Regions from separate parts of the Mus musculus genome. Here regions 2, 3 and 4 are each linked to region 1. Evidence: chromatin loops called from intact Hi-C (ENCODE). Cell type or tissue: left cerebral cortex. All regions are shown on one strand. Links, peaks and the distances in the headings refer to the core of each region. The heading gives the core; the rest is flanking DNA.

The links. A loop is a pair of places that touch in the nucleus more often than their neighbours do. Peaks named below come from ENCODE experiments on the same cell type or tissue, not always from the same donor. Only the 100,000 strongest peaks of a DNase experiment are listed, where the experiment ranks them.
Region 2: a loop joins it to region 1, with 2.2 times the contacts of the local background. A loop is called at or near these places in 6 of 42 quality-filtered maps.
Region 3: a loop joins it to region 1, with 2.6 times the contacts of the local background. A loop is called at or near these places in 2 of 42 quality-filtered maps.
Region 4: it touches region 1 in a loop (3-fold over the local background); 2 of 42 quality-filtered maps call a loop at or near these places.

What each region holds. Positions count from the first base shown.
Region 1 is chr3:137,558,716-137,564,120 of GRCm38, reverse strand. No RefSeq gene overlaps it. Among named protein-coding and RNA genes, the nearest start is that of Gm4861, 8.8 kb to the right of the region's middle. In left cerebral cortex, for the core only: no CTCF peak of the experiment used is centred there; DNase peaks (open chromatin) are centred at 1,957, 2,305, 2,843 and 3,183; H3K27ac peaks cover 1,835 bases.
Region 2 is chr3:137,618,479-137,623,883 of GRCm38, reverse strand. Ddit4l (DNA-damage-inducible transcript 4-like) reads right to left here and starts at 212. Exons shown (of 3, transcript NM_030143.4): 1 at 1-212. In left cerebral cortex, for the core only: no CTCF peak of the experiment used is centred there; DNase peaks (open chromatin) are centred at 1,585 and 3,157; H3K27ac peaks cover 1,346 bases.
Region 3 is chr3:137,488,945-137,494,349 of GRCm38, reverse strand. No RefSeq gene overlaps it. Among named protein-coding and RNA genes, the nearest start is that of Gm4861, 61 kb to the left of the region's middle. In left cerebral cortex, for the core only: no CTCF peak of the experiment used is centred there; a DNase peak (open chromatin) is centred at 2,636; H3K27ac peaks cover 714 bases.
Region 4 is chr3:137,477,080-137,482,484 of GRCm38, reverse strand. No RefSeq gene overlaps it. Among named protein-coding and RNA genes, the nearest start is that of Gm4861, 73 kb to the left of the region's middle. In left cerebral cortex, for the core only: a CTCF peak has its summit at 2,332; DNase peaks (open chromatin) are centred at 430, 1,126, 1,616 and 2,511; H3K27ac peaks cover 2,889 bases.

The DNA of each region.
Region 1 (5,405 bases), core at 887-4,886:
TGTGTGTGTGTGTGTGTGTGTGTGTGTACATATGTGCAAGATAGAGTTAGAGAGAGACAGAGTCAGTGTTAAGGAATAGAGGAACAGGATAAACATGGTTCAAGGGGTGACCTTTGTTTCATTTGTCCTTGCTCCCCAGTTCTGTTTCCATCCCAGTATGATGCAAGACCCCAGAACAACTGAATTGATGCTACTGATTCAAATCATGGTTAATTCACATCTCCCTCTTGGCTGAAGCTAAACCGAAGCTGCTGTCTCTCATGAAGATTCTGCCTGCAGCTGCGTGACACAGATTATAAAAAGACTCTCAGATGGAACACAGAAACTTCGCTTCTAATCATTCAAATGCTTCATTCAGTTGAAATTATCGTCTAGGAAAATTCCAGATGTTCCGATGTTTCACTTCCCCATCTGAAGTTCCCATCCTGGAGGGCAGCTGGTCACTGATCTGCGCTGCTACACTGGCAATGATCAGCAGGGGTCTGCTCAGGGGCCAGCAAGAGGATCCACCAATACCCTGGAGAAATCAAGTAGGAATCAAGAAAGATGAGAAGAAGGGAAATTTCTAACCCTAGGTTACTCTTGTGTACTCTTCACCAAGAGAACCAGTGAAGGAGGAGGGAAAATAAAGACAAAATAAGCATTTAGGACAGGAGCTGGAGAGATGGCCGAGAGCAGTCAAGAGTTCTTGTTGCTCTTGAGGAGGAAGGACCTGGATTCAGTTCAACCAGGTACAACACAACCTATAGTACCAGTTCCAGGGGATCCAGTGTCCCCTTCTGACCTTCAAAGGCACACGCGTACATGTACGTACAGAAAAACCTCACATGTCAAATCAAAAGAACACGTTCAGTAAGATTGTAAAATATATTGGGTGACTTAAGCAATGGTTTAAACATTTGTATAAATTAAGGGGAACCGCTTTTTCTGAGAGAGTTTTGTGGGGTTTATGGTGTAATGTGCAAAGGTTGAACATCTCCTTTAACACACTGTCTTGAAGTCCGTATGCCCCAGTGCTCTGAGAAATGTTATAGGGGACGAAACACTGACTGGTTTTCTTTGATGGTCTTTTGCTGCAAAGCATTGGCTTCCCTCACTTTAATCAAACCCTCTTTCTTCTGCAAAGTGTCTCAGCTCTGAAGATGCAGCAAACTACTTTATGAAGAAGGATTCTATGTAGCAAATCTTACAGATGAGTGAGTGAGAAAGTACACAAAAAGGAAAAGAAGCAAGAAGAAAGTGCGCATGTCTGGTTGGTGACCCTCTTGAAGTTGTGAGTCAGGGAAAAAAAAAAACTAAGAAAAAGAAAGAATGACAATCTGCTATGTTTTGACCCTAAATTATAGATATACCTATGTGTTGTTATGATCCTTTATCATATCAAATATTCAAATCACAACTTCCGGTGGACCTTACAAACTAATTATTTCTGGTGGGCCAGAACCAGCTGGTGGCTGGTCAGTAAATATGTATGTCAGAATACAGATTTACTGACTAAATGCATGCATGCATGGGCATCTTTGTATGTACTCTTTCAGTCATTAAAAATACTCAAGAACTGATCCAGAACCCTGACCAGCACAGGTACTCATTTCTAAGTTTGGGGCTAACCTTTAATTTATTTTATTGAATGCTGGTGGGGGGATGCTTTGCTTGTGCAATTTTAGTTGCACATAATACAATATCAATCTTTTTTATGTTTGCAAGATTAAAACTTTTTTTCCTATCTGGTTAATTATCTCCTTAGAATTTAGTAAGCTTGGCAGAGGCTGCCCTTTGGGGCTCATTAAGCCAAATTTCCACTTCAGGATTAGAAATGCAGCAAGAGGAGAGGACAGATGCATTCAGAGTCTGAGCTGGGAGCCCGCTTTGCTGAGAGTGCTTTGGATGCTCTGACACTGTAAGGAGAGAGCTGCCTTTGCACTGGGGCAAGCAGGGATCTGGAGTATTGGCACTAGCTATGTGGTGCAGAAGAGAGCCACCTACGATGCCTGGGATCCAGGCCTCAGGGCATTGGATTTCTGAGGGATGAAGAGCAGAGTCAGAAAGCTTAATGTTCTGAGCAGGCTGTCCCCAGCTTTGCTGGAGAAAGGGGCTCAGTTACAATTCCCTCTGGGTTGAAATCTGAGTTTTGATGGAACGCAAACTCTGTGCTGCTGTGTTAGTGCTGGGAAATGTTCTAGTCTCTAGGGTATTGGGATCTAAATCTTTCTACCAACTTGAAAGTCTCCCAAGAGTTTATGGAGTTGGAGGAAGAAGAGGAGGAGGAAGAGGAGGAGGAAGAGGAGGGGGAGGAGGAGGAGAAACAGCATACAAAGCCAGGAGGTTATTCTATTTAGACGCGACAATGACTCATGCTAGTTTGAAAATAGAATTTATAGTTTGCTGCCTTATAAAGGGGACTTTAATCTTCTGTGTAATTTTCATAGTTACTATTCTGTGAACTTCTTTGCAAGCAAACAGAATTGTTTTGCACCTGGATACAAAATGCCCCATGTCTTGAGAGCATGGTAACATGCCACTCTCTAATGAAAGGCCAGTTCCACCACAGGGAGGTCCATTTCCTAATCACAAAACAACTGACTTGTCATCCTTTCTTGGTCCCCAAAGACTGGATTTAAAAATGCCTCAGTGACCTGTCATTTTGCAGTTTTCGACTGTGTGGTGTGCAGCCGCCATATGAGGAATTGTCTCATCCTTTAAAACTGTTCTGTTTACTCGGGCTCTCACTGAAAGTGCATCTCCATGGGAATTTATGGAGGCTTCCAGCCCCAGCCTGCTGCCCGCCTCTCAGCTTTGGCTTCTCTGCAGGTTCCTTTTATTGGTTTTTGGCAGGTTGCTGAGGGCATATGTTTTACACTTTGCTGCTCTGATTTGTGAGAATCTGCTGACATCCAAGAAAGTGCTACGAAAACCTGTTGCTCATATCCAAGGATATGTGTTTTATGGCAAATCCACAGAGCTCAAGTTTCTTGACAACACATCTTATTTATGGAGAAACAAATGCAGACAGTATTGTACAGGGCTGTGGTGCCACCCTTCTGAGAAGACCTTTGGCTGTGTGTGTGTGTGTGTGTGTGTATGTGTGTGTGTCTGTGTGTACGCGTGCACATGCACAATGGGGCACAGGTTTTGTTTGTCTCTGTGTCAGGCTTTTGGTGAACATTTCCTCTTTTATGTATTTTGGAGAAAGTTTTCCCATTGCTGCCAGCTGTCATTTGCTAGCATACACCATATGCCAAAAACCATGCACTGACTTTTTACTGGAAGATTGCAAGAGAAATGTTACTGCCTCCTGCTGAAGAGGGGAAAAAAAAAAAACAAAAAAAAACAACTAAGGTTTATTGGAGTTAAGCAACATTTGCAGTGTTTTATGGACCAATGAAACCAAGGTGCAAAACTTGGTATGCTTTGCCTCTGAAGTTAATGCTTTTATTCCCCATAAAAGGCAGGAGATTATTTTTTTTTGTATTTTTAATGCTATTTTAAAATAAATTATTAAACTTGCACAATATCACATAGATCCTGTCATGATTCGACCTCACTTCTTCCCTCTATAGACTCTAGACTAGTCTATTTTCAGTGAGGGGTGACTTTGCTTCTCCAGGGAAGACTTTCCAAGGTCTGGAGCCATTTTTATTGACACGTTGGGTAAATGTAGAGCACATGACACCTATTGGGTAGAGATAGAGGGAGACAGAACTTCTGCTTAGCATTCTGGAACATACACAGCTCCTCCAAAATGCTAGTCCTGCTGGGGCTGAGGTGTTTTGGAGGAAAAAAAGTAATAAAAACAGGAAATAGTCTTGATATTGTACCATAATTTTAGTGATGGTTGGGAGATTGTATTATCTGTTCTAAATACTTTCTGCTATTTCACTTTTACTGGGGTTTTCTACATGGTAGAGTTATCCCTTGGCTGGCAGTTTGTTTTCTTTGATGAAGAAAGTATAGGAGCAGATTAGATCTTCCCAAGATTAGGAAGCCATTGTGTGGTGTTGACATCCTTTCCGTGAGCAGATCATGAGGCTCCAGCCAGAGCTGCCTCCACTTCATCTAAAGACACCATGGAGGACAGAGCCAGCCTACTCAGAAAGCATAGGTGTTATAACAAAAACTGCACTTCTTTTGATATTTGGATGGTTTATCACTGCAGCATAGTTTACACGATTGTTATTTCAAAAGATAAGGTTAAGGTTCAATTGTAGTGCAAGAGAACCTGGAAGGAAAGATTTGAGTCAGGGTACACCAGTCAGAAAATACTGGGTTTTAATTTGATGAATTGGAAGTTTGGTGAGGGTGAGAAAGAACATCTAGGAGCAGAGGGGATAGCTACTTAGATGTGGCTAACTGAGGGATCCAGAGATCCCAGTCTGGCTGTGATAATAGTCTTAATAAGAGGGGCAGGAGACTTATCATCGAGTCTATGTAAACAAAACCATGCAAGCATATGTGAGAAATGCACAGACACACACATATGAAGCTCATTGAAAGATAAGATCAAGAGTTTGAGAGGGGCTATCTTAGGAGATGATGCTGCATCAGAATATATTTTGGAATGGATATGACCTACTTCTCTAGGGTTGTTAAATGTGGGAACAGTTGGTCTATTGAGTGAGGGATAGTGTGACTGACCCTGGGGATCTGGAGAATGGGAATTGTGGTATGAATTTGGGCATTCTCTAGGTAAAGTGCAGTGTGGCCATTATCCACAAAGGGCGACTAGAATGGAGAGAGAAGAATGAAGATAAGGATGTGGGAATTTTGGTGGAGGGCTGAGGGGAAGCACAGGCATTTTAGTGGAGAATGCTGACTTGGCTGGCTGGTACAGAGGCTTGGCGCTTTGAGAGGTGACTGTGAGGGTGAGAAAACTGATGACTGTCTACTTCTGGGTTTACTGCGCATGAATACCGTTGATGGTACTCCAAGAAAGATAAGCCTTTGGTTTGGAAGATATGGCAGAATCTTCCCCGAATGCATAAAGATTTCAAGGAACCAATCAATAGGCAGTGGATAAAGAAGGTGGGCTGGGAGTCTTAGAGAGGAGAGAGATAGGAGAGACAGGAGAGAAGGAAGGAAGATGGAGGAAGAGGAAGACGATCCAGATTCTGTGTGGCTTTACATAGCCACAGGTAGCAATGAATATCTTATAAGGAATGAAGAATTGCAGGACAATTTGTCTTATCTAGCTGGGCAGCTTATATCAATGTCAATTGGCTCTGAGTTCATTGTGTGGGCGTTTTGTGGAGTGAGAATTTACTGATATAAATCTGACTGATAAATTGCAAGCCTCTAGAGTTTTGATTTTACCTGCTACAGGGATTTGAGAATGCTAATTACAGGGGGAAAAGGGCTGAGAACGTGAGCAAAATCCACAGCAAGAGAACCATGGGATGGGCAGTCTC
Region 2 (5,405 bases), core at 917-4,916, 60 kb before region 1:
CTGCCGGATTTCACCAGACGCTGAAGGGTAAACCGAGGCAGGCGCCCCTCAGTAGTCCGAAGCTTGGACAGTGGTCCCCTGCACAGTCCTGCAGCAAGCCGAAGGCTGCGGGCCACCGCGCCCACCAGCACAGGCTGCACCCGGCCGCTCCGCCTCCCGAATGGAGAGCGCTTTATAGGTCCCGCCTCTCCTCCTGGCCGGCACGCCCACCTGCGCCACTCGCTCGGGCCCGTGCCCCGGCCCGCCCCTGCAGGGTCAGGTCACCTTTCAGTTCCTTCCCAGGCAGGGGCCCAGGCAAGCCCCTGGGAGTTGGTGATCAGCCTCGCCTTGGGCGGACACCTGCTGCTTCCTGAGTTGGCCACTGGTCACCCTGAGTTGGCCACTGGTCACCCTCCTAAAGAGCATCTCCCTTCGGCCACTAACCTAGATTCTTTGGCGTGAGCCCCTGCCCACAGCTTGCCTGCTTCCAGGCTCAGACTGCTCAGGTTTTGGCTATGGAACTTTTCAAGCAGCTAGAAGCTCCAGGTCCTGTTAGGCATGACCCAAAACTTTGCTGTGTCATTCTGAATAAGTATTTGGCTTAGTTGACACTGTGCTCTGTGAGCATCCTTTATGCCCATGTTCTGACTCTAACCCATCAGCTCCAGTCCGCACCCAGTCTCCCCGCAGGTGGTCGGGATGTGGTAAGGGCTCTCTAGCTTCAGCTGCACTCAGGAATCAATGGGGCATCTTTGGGGATACTACATCTGTGACTAAACCGTTTTTCTCCGCGGCCAGGGCGAGCCTGGCCCTGTTCTAAGACCTGGCTTCGAAAGGCACAGAACTTGAATTGAAGAGGGCCAGTGCCAAGAAACTAAACAAAACCACTAACAGGATCTCAGTTGCCTGCTCCAGCCGCAGGATAGTTAGGAGCAATTGCCATTCCCAGAAGCAAAAGTTCCCGGTGGGCTTGTTTGGGAAGAAGTTTAAGCTTTAGTGGTCTTTAAAAAGCTTGTGGGGCATGAGAATAAAGAGTTGTCCTGCTAGGATAAGCTCTGCGACTCTTTCCGGGGAGTCTTGAGCAAGAGGGAACAGAGGGTCTGGGACACCACTAAAAGCACGATGCCAAACGTTTTCTTCTAACTTTACTAAGCCACCCTTCCTGCTGCCCTGCGCCAGTGGCACAGGGTTTGCAATGGGTGGGCGTTCCCAGCGAGGTTGCTGAGGTTGCTGAGATGGTTGAGGTGGATCAGAAAAGGAAGAGACCGAGATACTTGGGGTGAGGGTGAACCTCATTCAAGGCCAGGTTCCAGCACCACTCCCGCACACTTTGGGTCCCCACGTGCAAGGAAGGACCTGCAGGTTAGGGCCTTGAGAAGTAGGATCCGCTGTCCAGGCTAAAAAAACTCTCAGAAGGAAAAACAACAACAAAAGTGGTAAAGAGAGTGTGATAAACAGATCAGTGGGAGGACACTTGCAGGCAGAGCAACAGAAACTAAAGCCAGCTTGAAGGTCCATTTTTAACTCTCCCGAAGCAGCTGCACTGCTCAAGGTCAGGCAGGCTCAGGCACGGGATGCTGATAGGCTGGGGAAAGCAGATTTCCACTTCTATTTTAATAACAAAAGTGGAAAACAAGCAATCCCATTTAAGCCGGTTAGAATGGGTCCTTTAGCTGCTACAGAGCCGCTGGTCCTTATCTAGTCAGCCTTGTTAATGACAGCTGCGTCCTCCCTGCTTCAAGGAATGTTATTAGTGTTATGATAGTAAGTGATCAGAATGGACGTGGGTAGAATAGAGAAAATGCAGCATTTCCACTCGGGTATTTAGGCATAATTCATACTTCCACCGGGACAAAGTTATAGAAAGTTCTAGAATGTGGTATTTACTTTTGGCTCACCTAGCTACAATTTTATATCACTCTCTGGGCTTTTATCTCAGAAGGCAATTTACCCATATGCAAAAATTTCAAATAAGAGCATTCTTTTTGACTGAACGAGTGATGCTATCAGGAAGCTTAGGGCAGGAGGAATCAGGAGGTGTAGAGCATATACCTGCAGTAACCGACAGAGATTGTCTTTCTTAAAGGTCACCTAACATGATTTCAAGCCACATGCTCTCACCAACTTCTATCTTTGCATCTAAGTAGATGACTTAAGAAAATGAAATATTTTAAGGATTCAAACAGAATCAAGAAAAACCAAGACTACTGTATTAGTCAGGGTTCTCTAGAGTCACAGAACTTATGGATAGTAAAGGAATTTATTGATGACTTACAGTCGGCAGCCCAATTCCCAACAATTGTTCAGTAGAAGCTGTGAATGGAAGTCCAAGGATCTAGCAGTTACTCAGTCTCACGCAGCAAGCAGGCGAAGGAGCAAGAGCTAGACTCCCTTCTTCCAATGTCCTTATATTGTCTCCAGCAGAAGGTGTAGCCCAGATTAAAGGTGTGTTCCACCACACCTTTAATCCCAGATGAAAGGTGTAGCCCAGGTTAAAGGTGTGTTCCTTAAACTCTGAGATTCAATCTTCTGGAATCCATAGTCACTATGGCTCAAGATCTCCATACCAAGATCCAGATAAGGATCTCCAAGCCTCCAGATAAGGGTCACTGGTGAGCCTTCCAATTCTGGATTGTAGTTCATTCCAAATATAGTCAAGTTGACAACCAGGAATAGCCACTACAACTACGCTATTTTTTTTGTCATAAATGATACGCTCAATTTCTGAAAATGTTGTGGATGTAGTTCATAGCTAACAGAAAGCTCATCCTACTGATGTATCTTAGCTATTTATCACAATGCAGTATGTTTTACTACACCTCTAATTCCATAAATGTATCTGTGATGGCGCTTGAAATAAGAACTGTGTAGGAATAGAACTAATTGATTGAATAACTTGCTTGCCTGTCACACTTCACTATATGATAGCAAATTATCAAAACTGAAGTAAGACCTTTCATTTTAAGGCAAGCTTACTGTCTTATCTCTATGATTTACTCATCTGACATTCAAAAAGAAAAATAGCAATATTAAATGGCAACTGTAACTGATGTGTCTGCAAACAGTGAAGTTCTGGGCTCCCTTGTGTAACTGTGGCATTCGTAACGTCATTACTTGCAGAAAGCACACTTACACAAAGATGCTTTAATATACGGTTGAGGAAATGCTGGCATCTGGTGCCTCATGACTTGGAATGCTTATTACATTTTGCCAGCCAATTTTCTCATTTTATCCAATATAAGCCATTGCTCCTGAACGTTTGTGAAGACATTTAACGTGCTGCTGCATTCCTTTCATAATCTAACACCCAAGGAAACTACCCAGGTTCTCTAATCTCTACTTTATTTCTGAGCAAGCTCATGGGGCTATTTGCCAGGACTGAAGGACAAACTCCTTCAACTGATGCTAAATATTGTATCTTCCATATAAACAATGTGAAAGTTTTACATGTACACATCTCTGATTTCTGTTCATTGTGGTAAATTTGTAAACGAAGCGTGAGGAGTCCTAGTGTTTTAACTGCTGAGATCAAATCCCTGAGACATCCCAGGGGAGGAAGGGTCTATTTGGCTCACAGTTTTAGGGGAGACAGTCCATGATGATAGGTTAGGCATAGTGGCAGGAATCCTGGAAAGCTGGATATGATGTCTGCAGTCAGGAAGTGTTAGCAGACAAGAAGTGGAGCTGGGCTATCAAGCCTCAAGGCCCACCCCCAGTGATCCACTTCCTGCAATGAAATGCCTCCCCTAGAAGGCTCCACACTCTTCCAAATCAGCGCTATTAACTGGGGACGAAGTGTTGAAATAATGTGAATTTATGGAATGTCTCAAAGGCTCAGTGAGGGACATTATCATTATTGCTGTCCTACTTGTTCTGAGACTCTAGCTCTACAGTTCTCCTGAAGTGTGCTTAGAGTAGAAGGAAATTTATGGTCTTCACTGTTTGCAAGATGTCTGGAAACCATTTGCCACTGAATAAGAAATTAAAGAAATATTAGAATACAACTCACCACTGTGTAGGCAACCAGGTAGGAGACCTGATGTTATATAAGAAAATTATACACTATAAAGTACTGGGATGGTATGATGACTCTGAGGGTAAAGACCCTTGCTGTCAAGTGAGAAGACCTTAGTGTAATCCCTAGGACCGACACAGTATAAAAGGGTAACCCACCCACACAAGCTGTCCTCTGATGCCCATTCGTGCACCATGGTACCCAGTATACCAATGCAATAAAGATTAAAAATTCCCAAGGTGATACACAGTTACCTGTGTTAACTTTTATTAATTCAAGAAACATTTTATAGAAATAAATGAAATTTATATACTATTAAAATTATTGATTGTAGAATTCTAGTTTTTAATGTTTTTCCTTCTATTGATATCAATCTAGATATCATTTTTTTCATTTGTCTTTGAAAAAGCTCAAACCAGTAAGATTTCCTTTAAATGGCTCTGCATGCAGTATGAGTTATTGAATATTGTAATATTCACACTAGTTAAGTTAACATGAAGTTTTACCTGGTATAAAACCAAACAAGGCCTAATATAAAAGATACCCAATACCTGCTGTTAAAAGCTGTATCTTTCAGTAGCAGAAGGCAGTGCAACTTCAAACTTAATCAGAAAAACTGTTACCATAGTGATTTGTGTCTCAAAATAGTTGTATGGTTTTATTCTGGTCATAAACAATGACACATATTATCTCTAAATAAGAAAATGTGAAGTGTTTAATTACATGCATGCAAGATCTGTGTTCCCTTATTGAACTATGGAAGGGTTTACAATTCAGGTGACTAGTATCAGACAGTGTCAACCAGAAACATGGAGGAGGTCACATATTTTTCTAGGGATGCATCTTAAAACTGTTCAAAGTCTCCAATTTGAGAAGACCCTTGTCATATACACTTTACCTGGAATTCTACATAGGTAGATAGTCTTACATGCCCATGTAGTTATCCATCCTTCAACAGCACCCCTCCATGGACCACTCCAGTGCCCTAATCTAGTGAGTCCTCTTAGGTCTTAGGCCCTTTACATCCTGTCCCACCAAAACTACACACTATTTTATGACACAAATCTGTGGGTTGCTGTAGAAGAGGATTCAACCTAAGAACTTACCCAAAGTGTTGAGTAGATACAGGGTTCTGTTGGGTGGTCCACGTGGCATTCTGCAGCTGTAAAACAGAGTGAGTTAAACCATGGAGTGACTCCATGATGTACATCCATCTCAGGGAGTAGAAGTTAGGTGCATGGGCTGTGGAGCCCGCCTGCCTGGGTTTGTATTCCAGAGAAGGTATTTGATAGCTTGGTAAATATGAATAATGAACTGGATATTTCTGTTGGAACAGTTTACTTTTTAAGATGAGAATTAAAATAAGTTTTCCCTATTAGAGTTATAGGGATTCAGGTAATGAGACTATAAC
Region 3 (5,405 bases), core at 951-4,950, 70 kb after region 1:
CTGGGAAGCCGAACCACAGATATCTTTGCAACTATTAAAACCACCAGTTTAAATCCTCCTCTGGCATAAATAATAAAGGGATTCTATCTCCCTGGTAGAAAATATATCCTTTTGTATTAAAAGTCTATGTGCCAAGCAACAGAATTGAGAACATTATAGCCAGATTCAGAAAAGAAAGATTAGTGAAATGTTGTAAGGTTCCAATAGGCTCTTCTAATCCATCATCCACATGCAGAGCTGTTGGGTAATGGCCAGTGACCCACTGTGATGCAGAACTAAAAGGATGGGGTGGAGCTTATCACAGGTTTTAAAGACTAACAACCTAGCAACACAGATGTTTATAAACAACTCTAGAAACTTTGAGATGTTTTTAAGAAAGAAGTAGATTGTAAGGTCACTGTCAGCAGTCTGGATACATTTCCTAAGGAATAATTACACATGGTAAAGATTGTGCTCATGGTGATATTGAGATGAATTCGTATTCATAGGCAATAAGAAAACAGTGAAGGCATCCTACTTATATAATTATATAATAATTGTATAATTATATAATTATTAATAATAAAATGTCTAGGGAAAGTTGTTAAGTCAATTATTCTAGTTGTAGAACTTAATAGAATGCAGCCATTCTATTATAAGAATGTTAACATTCTATTGTAAGAATGTAAAAGTGGTATCCAGTTGTGAAGTGATACAGTCTAGTGTGGAATCAGTGCTTTCAGTGAACATTGGTAAGAGACCACACTATAGTCAGCAGTTAGAGTGAAGAGGTGAATTTTTTCCCTTTGCTTTCCTAACTTTGCATGTCCTCTCTATGTTAGCACCATGCACTATGAAGTACATGATATTTCTGGACAAACAAATGAAGCATAAACTTTTCAGCCACCCTGCTAGTATTCACAAATGATGTACCTCGTATGACTTAGATAAATTGGGTAACTTCATAGCCTCTCTTCTTAGCTTCTGTTTATGTAATGGGAGTAATTTTAGCAACTACTTTCTAAGTTGTACTTTAATGAGTTAATGTATATACAAAACACAGCAGAGACTATGAGACACAATAAGCAATGTCCGTTTGCTACCTAGTGTTGTTTAAAATAATGGTATCAATTTTCTGTTAGTGTACCAAGTTAGAAGGGAAAAATAAAAACCGACTTTAGCTTGCTGCCTCGGAGGTCTCAGTCTTGACTAAATAGTCCTGTTGCTTTGAGTTTGTGGCTGGACATCACAACATGGTGGAAGCACATGGAGAGAGACCTGCTCTCTCATGGCAAAGATCAGGAAGAGGCTAGGGTCCCATAGTTCCCTTCAAGGGCACACCCTTATGACCTAAGATTTCCCAACAGGCCCACCTCTTTTTCTTTTTCTTTTTTTCTTTTTTTCCTGTAAGGATCATAACGTAACCCAGTATGACCTCAGGCTCAAGATCTGATTATTTTTGAAAATATGCATTTATTTCTCCTTTCTTAGAAACTGTTGATTATGATGTAGCAAGCTGACACTGATTGATTGATTTGCAAATGTTAACTCAAGTTTATCATAGGCACAAGCCTGACTTGCCTAGAAAGTAGGTCTTTTCACACATTACTGCTTTTAAGATGCTGATATTTTGTTTAAGGTTTTAAAGAATGTCTAAATTTATGACTGATATTCATCTAAAAATTTCTTTTTTTAAGCTTCAAAATTGCTTTGAATTTAATTTTTTTTTTACCTTTTGGTAACTCACTGAGTTCAGTCAAGTTTGCTTGCATGAGTAGGAGTTGGTGGCTATTTCCTGGGTCCTGGACAATGTACCAGCAGCTAACCCACTGAAGATAGTTCTGCTCCCTCTCCTGACATCTGCTACCTGCCAGTGTTCCCTCAGACAGAGCTGAGATGTTGTTCATCCACCCATGCAGTAATTTTGATGGTCTCAGTTTCACGTATGTTTTTTGAAGGTAACAAGGGCTGCTGTAAGTTCATATGTGCAAAGACCCTACCACACCCAAAGGGTAGTGTTTCATAGCACTCCCATCCCATCTTCTAGTTCTTACAATTCTTTATACCCTTTCCTCTTTATGTTCTCCGAGCCTTGGAGGGACCGATCTGATGTACTGTTTAGGACCAAGCACTCAATAATCACATATTCTCATCATTTGGACGTGGTACGGGTATCTATATTAACTATTGCTCACTATGTATGGGTTTCCTGACCAAGGCTGAGAAGAGTCTTGGCTATAAACATAAATACTTAGAAGGCAGTTTGCACCATGTTCATTGAGCAAAAGAACAGTAGCAGGTTCCTTCACATCTCATGACCTCACATGTCCCAGGCTTTTGACATGGTTTTCCAAACCAGAGAAACATCAATCAGGAAGTAGTTGGCTACTCTCATACCAGTCATGCCACTCTTGCTCCAGCAAGCACATCTTGCATGATAGATTGATGTTATATAGCCCACTTGGTTCACAGTTTAGTAACTTCTCTCCTCCAGCAGCCTACATAGCATCTTCCATTACAGTGAAAGCAGTGGTGAAAGGATCTGATGGGGGTGGAGGTGGGGAGCTTCTAACTCAGTTTCAGCTTGAATTGTCTGCTTGTACCCAAAGTACATAGTGTCTTAAATCAATGTGTGTAGGATCTTAACATTTAGTTCTGGTGGGCAACCAAGACCAGAGGTAATGAAGACTACAGAAGGCAGGCATCCCACATCTTGGCCCGGAACTAACTTTGGGTTTGCTGCAATTTCCTATCTAGACTATGTTATTTTAAAAACCAGTTGAACCAGTTAAGAACAAAGACAGCTTTGCTGTAAAATCTGGAAGAGTTTCTGTACACTTAGATTTAGTTTTCCTTAAATGCTTTGTTGAGCTCAATAGTGAAACAATCCAGACTTTTTCTCTTTGCAGAACATTTTGAATTGTTGACTTGATTAAAATATATTCAGGTTGCTATTACTTTTTTACACTTTCTGTGTCTGTTCTGATAAGATGATTAGAGAACTTATGTTTACAAATATTAGAATATGTTCATAAGACTCATAATAATGCCCATTTTCATGACCTAATACTGTACCCATGTTCACACTGAGCCTATCATATATTCTCTTTCTATTCTGTTAACATCTTTATTCCAGCCTTTCCCCTATGTCTGGATTATTATCATCTGTTCCAACTATTATACTTTGCCAGCAGTGACAGAAGCCTGTTTATGTTCTTGTCAAACTTTAAACCATTATTTATTTATTTAATGACCTCTGCATAACCAGGCTTTCATTTCGAGAAAGTTCTGAATTAAGTGATATGACTTGAAATCCCTTACTACTCTCTTCAAAGAGCCCTTAGGCAAATCAAAACAATATAAACAGGGTGTGTTCTGCTATTGCTGGCAACTGGGGCTGATATTGGAAATAAAGGATTTCTAGAAAACCACTGAGCTAGACTGGGCGAGAGAGGGTCAAATGACCAGAGACCTCTCCTGTGTGCACACTGCCTCTGATTGGCTGGTCATTCCTGTGTGTACTGAAAACTACACTTTGGTTTTCTAGAGTTCTAACAATGTGATTCTGACATTTTACCTGGTTTTCAGTCTGTCTTTCTTTGGAGTTACTTTTTGTAATCTACTGGTGATAGATTTCTGAATCTTTCAAGTAAGGCCATTTATTTTCCTCTATGTAGTATTTTATTTGCATGTCATAAAGCTTTGATATGTTTCCAGCTTATCCAAAGAGCTGAATCTGAGTGGAATGATGTGTGCCTATAACAGTGTTGTGTTGTGTTTGATGGATGCTCCTGGACCAAAGGGCTTACACTCTACATTGGCACTAACCCTCAGATTCAAGTCCCTTCAGTTCTGTCTTAGATGATGGTGTTGCTTCACTGAAAGTTTTCACACCACTGAAGCAGTATCTAACTGACCTGGGACATGAATCTGACTGTCTAATAATAATACTGTGATAATGTAAGAGTGTGTCCCATGAGTTTTGACGAGGAGAAAGGGAGGATGTAGAAAACCACATTTTAGATAGACCACAGAGGGTCTTATATCTATCTACCTTGGGAAGTTTGGACCTTAGATACCAATAGAAATGCCTTATCTGTAGATGCTAGGAATTTCGGGAAAGAGACAGTGAAATCTTCTTACCTCATAGAATTTGAGGTGTAAAGGTTGACAGGGTAGAGTGATGCATATCTGTCATCCCAGCACTTGGATAGTGGAGGCAGGAGGATCAGGATTATGGGGCAGCTTGCTCGACATTGAGCCTTGCTTCCATCTCCTTTAATAAGAACAGGGGTAGGGTGTGTTCCATTGAAATAGTGAAGATGATGCGATTATTACTTGATGTTCCATGACATGTAGCCATGTTTGCCCACAAAACCAGTCACTGAGATGAGAGATTTGCTATTCACCCAGTTCCTCAGAACAAGACCATTTTTCTGTGGACCCAGTAGGATTCTGGATGGTGTTATTACTCTGGAGGGGGTGGGGACCACACAGCCTTCATCTCTATGGCTTGCAGGCAAATGGTACCCAAAGGGAGAGCTCTGTATATTGTCAATCCACAGATCTGCAGCCAGATCACTGCTGTGTGTTTATTAAAAGCATAAATCTGAACTTGTGCTGAATAGGTACAAGGGAGGTTTGATTTGTGCAGTGTATAGCAAAGGAGTCACTCTGGTGTCCAAAGGCAGCCTTCTTGCTCTCTCATTAAGTGATCAGCACCACAGTGATATTTTCCAGTAGATGACATTGGTGGCTGCTCTGTCCCTTATATTTTAAACCAGGTAGAGACTCATAACCAAATCCAAGCCAATACTCACTCTGTAAGTTGTGAATAATTCATTAGAAATGAAAAATTCTGAATTGATTCTTACAAAAGCTGCAACTAAAAATTAAGCTCTCTAGATATAAAATCATTCTCCACAAATACTAAGACTATTAATGTAAGCATGGATGGCAGGAGAATTAAAGAGAGGAAGAGAGGAAAGTGAACCTGTATATGTGTTTCTGTGAAGATAAAGGCAATGACCCTTTCCCAGAGATCCGAGCGAGCACTTCAGAAGTCACGCCAGCAGGACTGGTGTGAGGTGAAATCTCAGGGTTGTTTTGATTTCCATTTCCCTGATGATTAAGGATGTTGAACATTTTTTCAGGTACTTCTCAGCCATTTGATATTCCTCAGGTGAGAATTCTTTGTTTAGCTCTGAGCCCCATTTTTTAATGGGGTTATTTGATTTTCTGGAGTCCACCTTCTTGAGTTCTTTATATATATTGGGTATTAGTCCCTTATCTGATTTGGGATAGGTAAAGATCCTTTCCCAATCTGTTGGTGGCCTGTTTGTCTTATTGACAGTGTCTTTTGCCTTGCAGAAGCTTTGCAATTTTATGAGGTCCTATTTGTCGATTCTCAATCTTACAGCACAGGG
Region 4 (5,405 bases), core at 410-4,409, 81 kb after region 1:
AAATGAATGGGAATCACTCACATCCTAAAATTGCTTCTCTCTCTCTCTCTCTCTCTCTCTCTCTCTCTCTCTCTCTCTCTCTCCCTTCCTCCCTCCCTCCCTCCCTATCTCCCTCCCCCCCCCCCTCTCTCTCTCTCTCTCTCTCTCTCTCTCTCTTTCTTTCTTTCCAATTGAATGAATAAAACTCCTTTCTTTGCAGGAATTATGCAACTCCTGCCCTGGTCCATTTTCAAGGTGCTCATTTTAGACTCACTTGTGATATATTTTCAAGAGATACCTCCTTTCTCTTCTCAAAGGATGGGTTTTCTTCCCCAAGAATCTAGCTTAATTTCACCTGGGGTGGGCATTCTGGACAGAATCTACCAGAGATCAGCAGTTCCTTGTGAGAGTGGATTGTGTCTCCCAAGTATTGCAGTGAGAAAAAGTTGTGGAACACAGTTCCATGTCTTTGAGGCATATTTCTTAGCTGTGTCTTGAAATCTTTGGGGTGTTAGTAATGAAGACCTGTAGGCAATGTTCATTATGGATTTTTTTTTTTTTAGTAAGCTTACAGAAACCGTATGTTTTATTCTGACACGGAAGCTGCTGCAATTTCTGGCTGAGACCTCAACTCCTGTCTTCCTGTGAAAATTATATCAATTTATACAGTATTCTAGTGTTCACAAGCTTTTTGGAAGAAATGATGAAGAGCTACATACATGTTCACTGTTGAATGGTAACAAATAAACAAATATCTAGTTAATTAAGTTTGGCCATTTGATAGGTGAAACACTTCCAAATGTGAGTTCTAAAAAGGGAAAATAATTAGAAGGTTATTATCTTGTGAAGGTTTGGAAGCCACTCTGGGCTGCAAATGAGAGATGGCTGAGCCAGGGAAGGAATATCTTTTTTTTTTTTTTTTTAAATCAGTATTTTCTTCTTAACAGTAACAGGTGTATAACTGCACACACACACATACCTGTTGCTTTCAAATAGAATGATGAAAGAACAGCAAATACACCAAGAAGATGTTTCTAAATTTCTAAATGCTGCTTGTTATCACTTACAAACAGTCAGCCTTGAAAATTCTGTTTCTTATGTACCCTGAGTAAATTTGAAGTCTACACTTTGCTCTTCCTAGGATGGCTAATGTAGGTGGAGAGATTGTGGGAGGCTCAACCTTAGCAAGTCTCTCTATAATTTTAGTATCATAAACCAGTTCTTGCTCTTACATAAGATATGAATATTTATCCTAAAAAGTATATCTGAAAATCCAAAATTCATTAATATAACTTGCATATTTTTTGTATAACACCTTATATATTAAAATTTGAATGCCATTTTTCTCTTTTTCTTTGATGAAATTTACAAGAATTTCCTCCAGAAAATCATTAGGAAAGTTGTCTTTAAGGTGTGAAAATCATTAAGGAGGTCGAAGCTGCTGTCCTACTGTCATTGTCTTTGGGAAGAAAAAGATTATTTTTCTTTTTCCTCTGTCTCCCTCCTAATTCAATTTAAGAATGGATGAGAAGTGTACACAGCTGTCATCCCAGCATATGGGTGGCAGAGGCAAGAGAACCAGGAACTCAAGATCAAACCTGACTGCATAACAAGTTTGAGGCTAGCCTGGGCTACATGAGACCCTGCTTCGAAAACTGACACAAAATTAGATGATGAAACAGAGAACAGAGCTTTCTGAAGTGACAACAAGACCACAGCCACACAGGGGTAACATGAGTTCCAGGTGGACAATTTCCTGTGTCTGTCATGGTGTCCACAATCCCTGTCAGAAAGCAATGGAAGTTGACCTTCCACTGATGGAAAAGAAAATATCATCTAATCCAGAAGCTACAAAGTGATCTAGAATAATTCTGCTTTAAAAATTAAGAATCCTTCCTGGTCATCCTTTTAAAAGTGAACCTGACAGGTGTGGGTTGATATTTAGTTAAACTACTACAATAAACAAGAAAAGTGGTTTCCCTCTCTACAAAACAAATGAGCATTATAATAGATTTTTTTTTTTTTTGCCCAGGGGAAGATCTTACAATTTTTAACACACAATAAACATATTTGGTAGATAAAATATATAGTTCATTACATGTGATTCTGTTGCATATTAACCATTTTTGTTCTGCCTTGTATAGTAAAATATTATTTTCGACTGTAGGACACCCATCCAAACAAGAATAAAACAGGTGACAGGGCATAGCTCAACAGCATGCCATAGTTACTGACCCCTGGTCTCTCAAGCCTAGACACTTTTTTTCAGTTGACTGAGTCACTTATGGGGCTTTTGAAAACTGAGATTATTTAAGCTGACAGCAACAGAAGGGTCTGTGCTCGACAGTGGCTTCTGTCTGCAGCTTTAGGAATGGTTCTCCCTGTAGTCAGCATTCCCGGCTCTGCTCTCTTCTCCACGGATCTGGGTTCCACCACGCCCGCTGTCCAGCACTGCTTGCACCCTGCCTCCTGTTCTAACAAGTGAGGCTTCGTTTGTTCTTATTGCTGTAATTCTAGAAACTGAACTATAAACAAGAGAATGGCTGCCACTTACAAAAACCTTCTAGCAACTACAGAGTCACCATGGCAACACATTTTGGGGGATTAAAGCATTTTGAAGTAGGAACTGATGAGGAGAGAGTGATGCATGCAGTCAAAGGAGAGTTTGACTAGAGCCAGAAAAATACCCCGATGTCTCCCCAGAGATATGGGGGTTGAGAAAAAAAACATAGCTCATAAAGGCTCCCTGGCACAAAGCAAATCCATGTAGGGAATGAATCCATGTCGTTCCTCAGCTCCTACAGCCAGAAGTGAGTCTGAAAGGTCTATGTGTCCCTGGTTCACTTCCTCGTCCAGGAACACGTTTACTTTGTAATCCATGTTCTATTTGCTTTCCTTTATCCTTGCTTAGATATTATTTTAGACTGCATTTTTCTCCAAGGCACAACCGAGGAAAGGGCACTGAGTGTGTTTGGACTGTGTATTTGGACTGTATTTGGCATTTATTCTAAACACAAGATGAAACAAACTTAATTTTTGGCCAACAGAGCAGGATGTGGCTGCATCTCCAATGGTCCTGCCTTTGGCAAGGGACCTGAGCCTTGAAATGGATATTCAAGCCAACCTTTGGATTTTGGTTTAGTTTTTGTTTGTTTGCTTAATTCTGATGTCTTTCTCCTTCATCTACTGTCTTCTTGAAGAATGAGGCAGAGATAGTAAGTGGTAAAGCAAAAGTGTACAGAGAGTTCCTCCAAGTTGGGAAGAGTGTTTAATAGTTTTGAGGAATCCTGGATCTCTGGGGGGTTACACTAAGTGACATCATAGTGTGATAGCATAAATTAGCATAGTGAAGATGATAGTTATGAAGAAGTATAATGAGAATGAGCTCACAGATTATTAATAATCATGAGGTGTATATACCATTCTATTTTGGACTTCAGAATACCCTGTGGCCAACTTAGATGTAGAACTTAATTGTAACTAAATGATTGGACCAGGCCTATAAAGCCAATAATTCACAAAGATGTACCTTCTGGGGCTTATCGTGACCTCTGAGGTTTGGAGCCAGAGTTCTGGAGACAGTGATGAGGATTTCAATTCAGATTCTGCCTCTCATTTGATGAACAATTAATGGTCTTGTCTGCTCCAAGAGAGCCACTAGAAAGGTTAATGAGTAATGTTTGGTTGGGGTCTGGGTCCCTGTTTGACATAAAGCCTTTATTAGCATCTGAAAACAATAATAACAATAAAGCCCACAGATAGAATAAGCAACATTTTCTATTTATCTGCAAAGTATAGATGGTAACAAGATTTCTTCCTTGAGTCAATCAGAGCCAGGATCTTTTTGCCCTGAAATTTATTAAGGGCACAATTTTTGTTTGTGATTATGTTTTAAAAATATTTATTTTTAATTATGTGTATGTGTGTGCTTCTGAATATGGGACTGTAAATAGGAGTACAGATACTATGGAGGCCAAATAGGGTATCAGACTTGCTAGAGCTGGGATTACCAATAGTTAAAGAATTCAACTAAGGTCCTCTGGAAGAGTACTACATGCTCTTAACCACTGAGACATCTCTCTACCCTCTATGGTAATGATTTTATTGCTGTTGTGTTATCTTATGTGCAATGAAAATATAATCAAATAGATTAATGAACATTAACACACACATGTATAAACAGACAGTATGGATAATGTAGGAAATGCTTCAAGGTTTTTAGGACAAGTTTTTAAAACTTATATATTGCTACCACTGCTTAAATAATAATTTCAACTAAACCTAACCAACATTTCTTGTCACAGAGATCTATCTTGTTCACATGTTGTATTATCTGAGGATTCTGAAGGTAGGCTGAAAAAATATTAGACCCAACACTGACCAAAGTAGAAAATGTAAGAATTTTTCTTAAGCGTTGGGTAGCAGGCTTCTAAGACTGCCAAGTTCCACCAGAGTTCCTGCAGCACACAGGACACAGCACCTGTGCACGAAAGGAGGTCAGGAAAATATTCTGCATGGCTTACTAAAAAAACACCCAGAGGAAATTCCTACAGCCTACAGATAACTTTGCAAATAACACAGCTCCATTCAAACTGCTGCTGTGAACACACCAGCCCACAACCACCATGGTGAGGGAAGACGAATGTCACAGCCTTCCCTTGCTGGTTTTAGGCTTTGGTGGGTTTGGTTTTTGATACAGGGTCTTACACTGTAGCTCAGGGTGGCCTGGAATTCATAATACTTCTACTTTAGTTGTGATTGGGTTACCTCACTCAGGATGATATTTTCTAGTTCTATCCGTTTGCCTAAGAATTTCATGAATCAATTGTTTTTAATAGCTGAGTTGTACTCCATTGTGTAAATGTACCATATTTTCTGTATCTATTCCCCTGTTGAAGGACTTCTGTGTTCTTTCCAGCTTCTGGCTATTATAAATAAGGCTGCTATGAACATAGTGGAGCATGTGTCCTTATTACATGTCAGAGCATTTTCTGGGTATATGCCTAGGAGTGGTATTGTTGGGTCCTCAGGTAGTACTATGTCCCATTTCCTGAGCAACTTCCAGACTGATTTCCAGAGTGGTTGTACCAGCTTGCAATCCCACCAGCAATGGAAGAGTCTTCTTTCTCCACATCCTCACCAGCATCTGTTGTCCCCTGAGTTTTTGATTTTAGCCATTCTGACTGGTGTGAGGTGGAATCTCAGGGTTGTTTTGATTTACATTTCCCTGATGACTAAGGATGTTAAACATATTTTAAGGTGCTTCTTGGCCATTTGATATTCCTCAGTTGAAAATTCTTTGTTTAGCTCTTTACCCCTTTTTAAAATAGGGTTATTTGATTCTCAGGAGTCTAACTTCTTGAGTTCTTTGTATATATTGGATATTAGCCCTCTATCGGATGTAGGACTGGTAAAGATCTTTTCTC